2 separate regions of the Homo sapiens genome follow, and region 2 is linked to region 1. A link is a loop called in an ENCODE intact Hi-C map of the cell type or tissue named here. Cell type or tissue: MCF 10A. All regions are shown on one strand. Each heading gives the region's core, and the rest is flanking DNA. Links, peaks and the distances in the headings are about the cores only. Region 1 has its middle 56 kb from the start of LINC02725. Region 2 holds the start of LINC02725 (long intergenic non-protein coding RNA 2725).

The links. Peaks named below come from ENCODE experiments on the same cell type or tissue, not always from the same donor. Only the 100,000 strongest peaks of a DNase experiment are listed, where the experiment ranks them.
Region 2: it touches region 1 in a loop (8-fold over the local background); 8 of 110 quality-filtered maps call a loop at or near these places.

What each region holds. Positions count from the first base shown.
Region 1 is chr11:128,036,678-128,042,067 of GRCh38, forward strand. No RefSeq gene overlaps it. Among named protein-coding and RNA genes, the nearest start is that of LINC02725, 56 kb to the right of the region's middle. In MCF 10A, for the core only: no CTCF peak of the experiment used is centred there; a DNase peak (open chromatin) is centred at 3,144.
Region 2 is chr11:128,092,731-128,098,120 of GRCh38, forward strand. It overlaps LINC02725 (long intergenic non-protein coding RNA 2725), which reads left to right and starts at 3,029. Exons shown (of 6, transcript NR_183639.1): 1 at 3,029-3,369. In MCF 10A, for the core only: no CTCF peak of the experiment used is centred there; a DNase peak (open chromatin) is centred at 2,971.

The DNA of each region.
Region 1 (5,390 bases), core at 248-5,247:
TGTCTGTGTAGAGACAGATGTCCAGTCAGCAAGCATTATTGCATGTCACTATGTGCCAGGGAATGTGATGACTTCTGGGGAATACAAAGATGAGTGAGACACAATCACAGCCCTCACAGAGCTCACAGTCTTTGGAGAATGTGGTGGGCAAGGCAGACATGCAGGAGTAGGATGAGAGTGTAACCTGATAGGCCCTGAGGCAAGTCAGGAGCAGGCTGAGCCACAGGCTCACGTGTCCAGTGCTCCATATCCGTGGATCCCTGGACTCAGAGACAGCTTCAGACAGGACATGATTTCTCTTGAAATAGAAAGGAATCAGGAGCAAAGAAAGAGATTCTGGGGCTCTTGAGTGATAGAGAGAACATCCTTGGCTCTTGAATTTCCAGTTCCAGTCACAGCCCTCATTATGGCTTGCTGAGTCTGTCATTCCCTTGGGTGCCCATGGAATTGTCTGCCATGGTTTTACAACAAGCTCCCCTTACCTCATCTGCCTTGAGAAAGTTTCTGTACCTTGTAGCCAATGACTCTGGTCTGTGACATAGAGAAGATACGAATGCAGAATCAACAGCCTGATGCTGGCCAGGGCATATGCAGGGTTAGCATGGGGTGAAGGCAGGGCTGGTGTCCAGATTTCTGGCCCAGGTGTGACAGCAACATCATTTGTCAGAAGAAATAGGAAGAAGCTACCGAGTGTGTTCTCAGGTGTAATAAGTTTGAGAAGCCTCCAGGGTGCAGATGGCACACCTCGAGCTAAGGGGCCCTGGGTGTGGGAATGAGTTCTGGAAGGCTCCAGTAAGCATTGCCAGTGAAGCTGGGGGACCTGCAGGTAGAGGAAAAGTCAAGCGTGGAACTCCAAAGAATGTCTCGGTTGCACGCAAAAGAAGAGAAGTCAGGAACAAAGAACAGCCAGGAATGAACTAAGACAAACGAGAGAAGGAATCCAATAGACACCATGAGAGGAAAGCATTTCCAGGAGGAAAAAAATTCCAATTCCCCTTCCTTCTTTCCTTCCTTCCTTCCTTCCTTCCTTCCTTCCTTCCTTCCTTCCTTCCTTCCTTCCTTCCTTCCTTCTTTTCTTCCTTCCTTCCTTCCTTCTTTTCTTCCTTTTTGGGACGGAGTCTCGCTCTGTCGCCCATGCTGGGGTACGGTGGCACAATCTCGGCTCACTGCAGCCTCCATCTCGGGTTAAAGCAATTCTTTTGCCTCAGCCCCCCGAGTAGCTGGAATCACAGGTGCAGGCCACCACACCCAGCTAATTTTTTTGTATTTTTAGCAGAGAGGGGGTTTTACTATGTTGGCCAGCCTGGGAGCTCCTGACCTCAAGTGATCCACCCGCTTCGGCCTCCCAAAGTGCTGGGATTACAGGAGTGAGGCACAGTGCCCAGCCCAATTCCTTATACTTTAAATGACTCATTTGCCATAGCCCTTTTATTTCATATATTTGTGCAGCGGTCTTAACTCCCCCCCTAAGCTCTTGCATAGGGGCGGGGACCGCGGGCTCTCTCTGAATAGCAGCCTGAGCTGAATGAGGTTCACGGGGTGGCGAGCCAGCAGAGGGGCTCTGTGGAAGGAAAGATCCCGAATGCCCCTCTCATTCTGTGCATCCTCAGATGTTATTTTACTGACTGGAATTTTTTAACGGCTAAAACCAGGACAAAATATGCTTAACAATTCAATACATTTTCTTACAAATAAAAGGAGTAAAATAAATGTATATTCTCCTGCAGAGCTGATCTGGAAGCGTCCTCACACACCCCTTTGCCACCTGGTGGCATCCCCGTTTCTCTTGGATTCCTGAGATGTCCACTGATGTTGTTGTCAGAAAGCATTGAACTCTTCCCTCCCACGATGCAGCGTGTCTGGCTGCCTCGGATATTCACATACCAGTCCAGCTGCCCAGCTCTTTACCCTCTGATTCTTCCCTCCTCCTTCTTCCAAGTCAGAGAGGGACACTGGCTTGTTATCTTTGGGCCCGCAGGTAACGTTTCTACATCGTTCCGGGCCTCACTATTTTTCCCATGTATAGATTAAGGAGATTGTTGTGCTCATCTTTAAATACCCACCTCAAATATTTTCTCTTCCCTTAGCCTATTCCATCTTCCCTATGGGTCTGCCCCGAGAGCTGCTTCTGTGTTCCCAGCGCAACTGAGTATGGTGGCTGTCTCAGCCCTTACCACAGGGCACTGTGAGAGATTGCTGGCCTGTGTCCTCTCTCGATCAGTGAGCTCCTTGGATTCAGTAACCACGTCTTACATGTCTTTAAATCCCAATGATCTGGTTAAATGCCTGATGTCCAGATGCTGTTCCAGAAATGTCAACGCACTGGACCGACATTGGTCCAAGAGGTCACGAATGTACCTTCTTATCCTAAGTGCCCTGCTTTTCCTAATTCTTAATGCAAAGTCAGCTATGTGTCTCTCTATTTATTTTTTTATTGTATGAACAGCGTAAAATGTCATGGAAATTTTGTTCTGCATCTTATCTTATTCATCTTGGTTCACTTCCTTTTATTACACAAAACTTTCATGGTCATGTGGTAAGATATTACTCCACTCTTACAGAGGGTTAGCATTAAAGAAATAAGCAAAGGAAATGTCAAAGGTATTCTGGGAATTTAACTCAAATTATTGTCCTTCCTCATGTTGACCCCTAGGGTGAGCAAGGACTGTAAAATACAAAACAATGAATAAACAAATACCAAGGCCACATCCGTGGTATACAGTGGAAAGTGTGGTGTATATGACCTGTGTGTGGTGTATATATGTGGTGTATAAGAAGGTGTAGTGTATGTGGCTTGTGTGTAGAGGACTTTCAATATCTCTGACTGTTCTGCTCAGGGATACCCTTTATAGCCAATTCCAAGTGCATATAGAGCTTCAAAATCCCCAGGCAATACCACCCGTGTTAAATATCCTCTGACCAAGGGAGAGTATAGGCTCTGTGTGTAAGCTTGGAGTGGCTCGCCAAGATCATCTGTGTACAATCGTGTCATTTTTCATAAACTTTTTCTGAGTCCTGAGGAAGAAACAGCCTTGTGGCCACCATCCATCATTTCTAAAGCTAGCAGCAAAGCCATCCTTGGCAAGACTCCTGCTCTCTAAGCCAAACCACCAACAGCTACTCTTTCACACAAGACTTCCTGGCCTAACCTACACTCTGCTAACCACACAGGCGACGCCCTTCATGACTGTGTTGCAAGGCAGTCATCGCCAGGGTGCAGGCAGCTGGGGACAGAAGGCATATGAAACCAATTTCAATGTGTGGGCAGTAATTTGTAGAGCTTTTGTGGAGTGTGAATTGTGACAGAGGGTAGGGATGGGCTTAACACGGGTCAAAAATGGATGGTCTTTGTAAGAACAAGTTGGGGAAATGCGTGAGGATTTTATGGGGTAATTTTTATGTAATACTTTATTATCCTTTTCACACATATATTAGAAATTGTTGAAGCCATCCCTTCGCCCTCCATATTTGCATAGCATTTTATGTATTTTATATTATTTATTACGATCTTTCATGAATTAGTAATGTATATGCCAGTTTTCCCTGGTAGACCTAGTAGGAGAGGCATTACCATTCATCTATTTGTATCACTTCCACAGTGTCTGGAATAGTGACTGATTTTTGAGTGCCTTTTTAACATGAGTGACATTTTCCATGCTTAATTGATATATGTTTAACTTACTTAATTTCATTATTAAAATAAAGGTAAAGCACAAAACAAAGCGACACTTATTATAAGAAGTCGATGAGCAAAAGTAATCAATTCCAGAGGTTTTGAAGAATACATTCTGACTCTTGGTGATCATTTGTGTGTCATTTGATGAACATGTTTTGGATGACAGTTGAGATTTTTATGTCATTCAGTTTAATTAGCACTTCCATGTAGACTTTCATTTTAATAAATGTCAATCTTTTTTTTCTAAAATATTAACAGTACAAGGAAAGAAAGAGACAAAAGTAATAAAACCACAAATAGGACGACCGAGCTGGAGCTCAGCCATCTAACAGATGTTCCCATGCCAGCATCAACCTGGCTTCTCTCACAGCCAGATCGAAATCAGTCTTTACTTTCCACATGGACAGGAAGGTAAATATTCAGATAATGTGCAGAAGAAAGATTTAGCTGTGATATGATTTGAGGCTCAGGGAGCCTGGAAACAACTGATTATTGAAGCAGAGAGTGTTGAAATAACATGTTGTTTTAAAATTCTTCAGTGGGAGACTAATATTTCAACACATTTGAATGACTTCCTTGCAGCAAAATGCTTAGGCTTAAAACATGAAGCTGGATAAGTAACAGGAGCTTCCAAGAGAAAAATCACTCAACTTATATATACTCCATGGCCAAGAAATTCAGGGTCCGTAGTTAGACACGTTCCCAGCAAGCCCACCTCATGTTGTCTGTTCTCAAGAGGGATGACTTTGGGTTGGACCTACTTTTCAAATAAAACTGTTAGGTTAGTGAGAGACAAATTTCAGATTCCTAGTTTCTCATGATGCAATGACTGAGGAAATTAATGTTTAAATGACAAAATTTGATTTTCTGACAATTAGGGAAATAAAGATAAATACTTCTATCCAACCCCTACACAAATCCATACATTGATTGTACAGTGATTTAGTGAGAGCCTACATGAAATAAGTCTTGTGGCTAGAGTTTCATCTACTGAATTTAAGTGATGAATCAGTTGCATAAAATTAGAAATCCTCTAATTTGAGTAGAGAGAATATGATCTTCATTTTTATAATGAAATTGCTCGGTGGGGGGAACTACACTTATTAGATCAATGCCCATAACCAGAATGTTGGTTTTTTCCCAACATTTATTAATTCTTTACTTACTGTAAGACATATTATTATTTTGGCTTTTGTTTGCACGACCTTTTGTTTCTTTTAAAATTATTTTTTAATGTATTGTTAATATTATTTTTGATTGACAAAACATAAATATATACATTTATAGAGTACAATGTGATATTTGGATATACGTACACAATGTGGAATGTTTTGTTTCTGATTCTTCAATAGAAATAAAATGATAATAATTATTATTATAAAAGCACATGAAAGAATGGAAATTCCAATAGGCAATCTAGACTTCTAGACTGGAGAGGACTTTATGAATATCCCTAGGTCTCTCATGAATAATCAAGGTCTGTTGTATAAGGATTTGTGAGAAAACAAGACTATAAACAATGTGTTCTTGGGTCTTTACATTTGTACATAAAAAAGTCTTTCCATGAAGTAAGTATGATTATTTATTCTTCATGATGTCTATTAGAAGTGAAGGTAAATGTGAAAGTGGGTCTCTTTTTTTAAATGGTGATGAGAAGCCGGGACCCAGGAATACCAGAATCTTGCCCTCCAAACCATCTACCTTCCCAGCCCCC
Region 2 (5,390 bases), core at 203-5,202, 56 kb after region 1:
CATTTCTATCAGTACTTTACATACCTGATGTGACAAGGAATTAATGTGTGTGCTCTGTTACAATTATAATTTAACCAATTTTTATATCTATATTTTGTCATTATATATGTTAGCCGTCATTGAGAACATATAGGTTTATGACCACTATATTTTACTATATCTTAAAGGTATATTATAATATTTAATACAAAATGAATTGTGGAAAATGACTCTAGAGAAACAAAGTTTTAAGGATAAGTTTTCTGAGTTGGTTCTGTGGTTTCTCTGAATTTGTTCTCTAATCTGATTAGACTTAAATATGCTAATTACTCCATTTCCAGTAGTAAAAGGAGGACTAATAGTCCATTGAATAAGCTATTTATAGAGAAACAATATGTTTGTGGTAAGTACTCTTTATCACTCAGTTATGAGAAACAAAGAGCTAGGTGATTCTGTAGATGACACTTTCAAAGATTTCTTGATTAAGACCCCAAAAGCTCAGGCAACTAAAACAAAACGGCACAAATGGGATCCCATCAAACTAAAAAGCTTTTGCACAGCAAAGAAAATACTCAACAAAGGGATGAGACAACTTACATAATGAGAGAAAATACTTGCAAACTATTCAATTAATAAGAGATTAATAATCAGAATATATAAGAAACTCAGCTCAGCAACAATGATAAATGATCTGATGAAAAATATGCAAAAGATCTGAATAGATATTTATCAAAGGAAGACATGTAAGGGACTGATAGGTAAATGAAAACGTACTCAACATCACTAATCATCAGAGAAATGTAAATAAAAATCACAATAAAATATTCTCTTACCCAAATTAAAATGGTTTTTATCAATAAGATGAAAAATAACAAATGCTGGTGAGCTGAGATGAAAGAGGAACACTCGTACACTGTTGGTAGAAATGTAAATTAGAACAGTATGGAGGTAATTTTATTAAAAAAAGGTTTAATGAACTCACAGTTTCACATGGCTCAGGAGGCCTCACAATCATGGCGGAAGGTGAAAGAGGAGCAAAGGCACATCTTACATGTTGGTAGGCAAGAGAGCTTGTGCAGGGGCACTCCCGTTTATAAAACCATCAGATGTCTTGAGACTTATTCACTACCACAAGAACAGTACAGGGGAAACCACCCCCATGAATCAATTATCTCCACCTGGCCCCACCCTTGACCTTTGGGTATTATTACACTTTAAGGTGAGATGTGGGTGAGGACACAGCCAAACTGAATCAGAGCTTCTAGTTTTAAGTGGTGTCCAGAACAAGAGAAGGCCCTGCAGCAAGTCCAGCCTGCTGTGAGAGCTATTCTGCCACTTGGGCTATATAATTCAGCACATCCTATGGTGTCAAAGTATCAACTGCAGATAGGGATATTGTTTGGAGACTTTGGCAGGACCCTATAAAGAAACCATAGTGCAAGACTTGAGGATTTTGGAGTAAGGTTATGCTGTCATTCACAGATAACTACTCTCCCTCTGAGAGTCAGCTCTTGGCCAGCTATTGAGCCTTTATAGAGACTGAATGGCTGACCATGAACCACCATGTTATCATATGTCCTGAGCTGCTCATCATGAATTGGTGGCTACCTGACCCACAAAGCCATAAAGTTGAGAGTACATAGCAACACTCGTCCATCAAATGGATGTGACTGGGGCTAAGCAGGTCCTGAAGGCACAGGTAAGTGACATTAAGAAGTGGCCCAAATGCCCATGATCCCCACTCCTGCTACACTTCCTGCTCTCTGCCAGCCTGCAGCTATGAAGTCATTAAAAAATTCCCTATGAGCAGTTGACAGAGGAAGAGAAGACTCAGCCTGGTTTACAGAGGATTCTGCAAAATATGCAGGCATAACACAAAAAGGGACAACTGCACCCCTATAGCCCCTCTCAGGGATATCCCTGAAGGACAGTGGTGAATGAAAATCCTCCCAGTGGACAGAACTTCAACCATTCCACCTGATGATTCACTTTTCTTAGAAAGAGAAATGGCTAGAGAGGTGATTACCTGCCAATTCATGGTCTGTAGCGAGTGTTCTTCTTTTTCTGGATGATCAGAAACTTAGAAAGGACACATGGAAAAATTGGTGACAAAAAATTTGGGGAAGAGAGATGTGGGCACACCTCTATGAATAAGCAAAAAATAATGGATATATTGTATTTCATGTGAATGCTCACCAAAGGGTGAGCTTGGCAGAGAAGGATTTTAACATTAAAGTGGATGGAATGACCCATTGTGTGGATGAATACAAATCAGTCTCTTTCTCCAGCCAACTTTGTCATTTCCCACTGGGCTCAGGAACAAAGAGGCCATGGTAGCAAGGATGGAAGTTACGCATGGGCTCAGAAACATGGACTTCCACTCAACAAGGCTAACCGGACTGTAGAAAACTGAGTGTCTAATCTCCCAATGGCAGAGACCAACACCTGGCTCCTAATATGACACCATTCCCTGGGGTGATTAGCCAACACCTGGTAGCAGGCTGATTGATTACCTTAGAAAACATCTGTCATGAAAGGGGCAGTATTTTGCCCTTCCTGGAATAGATGCTCTGAATATGGATTTGCCTTTCTTGCACACCACAACTACCATCTGTGAACTTAACTCACTGGCTTGTCCATTTTCATAGTCTTCCAGATCACATTGCTTTTGATGAAGGAACTCACTTCACAGCAAGGGAAGTGCAGCAATAGGGCCAGGAACATGAAAATCATTGGTCTTACTATGTTTTCCACCATTCTGAAGCTTCTGGCCTGATACATTGATGGAATTGTCTTTTGAAGACTCAGTTACAGTGCCACCTAGGTGGCAATACCTTGCAGGAATGGTTCTCCAGAAGGCTGTATATGGTCTGAATCAGGGTCAAATATATGATGCTATTTATGTGGTAGCCAGAATTCATGGGTCCAGGAATCAAAGAATGGAAGTGGGAGTGGCATCATTCACTACTGCGCCTAGTGACTCACAAGCAAAATGTTTACTTCCTGTTTCCATGACATTATGCTCTGCTGGCCTAGACGTCTTAGTTCCAGAGGATGGAATGCTTCACCAGGAGACACAAGAATAATTTCCTTGACCTGGGAGTTAAGACTGCCACCCAGCCACCTTGTGCTCTCCATGCTGCTGATTCAACAGGCAAATAAGGAAGTTATGGTGTGGGCTACAGTGATTGATCTGACTAACAAGAGGGAAATTGCTCCACCATGGGGGTGAGGGAGAGTACATCTGGAATACAGAAGTTCCCTTAGGACACCCTTAGTGTTCCCACACATTGCGATTAAGGCCAGTGGAAAACTACAATAACTCAGTTCAGGCGGAACAACTCATGGGGCAGAATCTTCAAGGAATGAAGATTTGAGTCCTTCTACCAGGTAAGGAAACAGGACCAGCTAAGGGAGTTGCTGAAGGCAAGGGTTGTACAGGATAGGAGTAGAAGGTAGTTATAAATACTAGCTACAACTATGTGGCCAGTTCCAGAAATGAGGACTATAATTGTCATGAGTATTATCTCCTAATTTTGTTATGAATATGCTTGTATGTATGTGTATATACATATGTTAAACACTATCTTTGTTATTTATCCTCTTTTGATTTTCCATATCAGGTAACATAAGCTATACTGACTCTTGTATAAGGATTTAAGTATTGTTCATTTTACTTCATAGTATTTAAGTTATGGAACATCAGGAGAAAAATGTCACTCAAGGACTTCATCTCCTTTTCTGAGGAAGACATTACTGTGTATTTGGTAGTATGAAAATTGTTGTATCATGTTAGGTGAAATCACGATGTTATTGTTATCTTTATCTGGAGATTAGGTATGATTTAAGGAGATACATAAGCCAAATTGATAAGAGGTAGATCTGTAATTATTAATTTTATATGCCAACTTGACTGAGCTAAGGGATCCCCAGAAAACTAGTAAAATTTTATTCTGGACACGTATGTGAGGGTGTTTCTGGAAGAGATTAGCACTTGAATGAGTAGACTGTGTTAAGATCATCTGCCTTCACCAGTACAGGTGGGCACCCATATTCAGAAGGACTGAATAGAACAAAAGAGGGGAAGTTTCTTTCTCTGCTTGAGCTGAGACATCCATTTTCTCCTGCCCTTGGACTTTGATGTTCATGGTTCTTGGGTCTTTGAACTCAGACCAGGGCTTATACCAGTGCCTTCCTGGTTTTCAGGCCTTTGGATTTGGGATGGAATTACACCACCAGCTTTCTTGGGCCTCAAGATTACAGAGGAAAAATTATGGGGCTTCTTACCTTCATAATGACATGAGTCAATCCCTTATAATAAATATTCTCCTGTCTCTCTCTCTCCGTGTGTGTGTGTGTGTGTGTGTGTGTGTGTATACAGAAAGAGAAGTCTATACATCTATCTCTACATAGATACATAGATATATATATATAGAGAGAGATACAGATAGAGATAGAGATATCTATTGATTATGTTTCTCTGGAGAACCCTAACACAGAAATATATGGACTTTTTCCTTTTATTTCATTATGGATGCTATTAATTTTACCTACCTTGTTTCCTTTTATGGGTGGCTTTAGATTTTGTTTTCATTTATTTTGCGTCTGTTATAAATAACACACAAATAGATTCCTTTTTAACTCCAAATGGGCCTATGCCTTTCAATTGAGAATTTTTAAAATTAAATTATACTTCTTTTTTTTTTTAACTTGTGGGTACCTTTCATTTTATGTTTCTTTTATGTCTTCCTTTTTTGGAAAAATATCAGATCATTTATAATTAATTTTGCTTTCTACATTCTTTTGATATTTTGAAAGATAGGATGTTGGTTTTTAGAATTCTATCAATGATTGGTTTTAAGATTTTAGAAAATATTTTTAAAGTTCTCATTGCTTTCAATTCGTAAAATATTAAAAGAAATATTTTATTGCATTGACTATGTGAAGAAGTCAGTATACATTCAATTCTTCCTGAATATCTTTTTCAATTTTAGTTACTTTAATCTCTTATTTTACATCTTGCTTATTATTTTTTCATAGGAATAATTTTATTTCAAAAATAATTTTAGACACCTAAATTCCATTTGTGACCATATTAACAACAATTATTTATTATTTGCCTATACCATTTTTTACCATGAGTACTATAGTAGCATAACTTATCCATTCTTGAGTTATTTTTTTTCTTCTCTTATTCAACAGAAATAGTTCTCTGAGCAATTTTTACTTTGAAAGGGAATTGAGTAGAGTACTTTATAAAAATTATTACAAACGAAATTTTCTTCCCTTTAGGAGGAAGGGATCAGTGAACATTTGGTTGTATGGCAATAGTTGTATCATGTTGTGTGGAATTATGATGTTGTTGCTGTCTTTATCTGGAGATTAAGTAGGATTTAAGGAGATATATATGC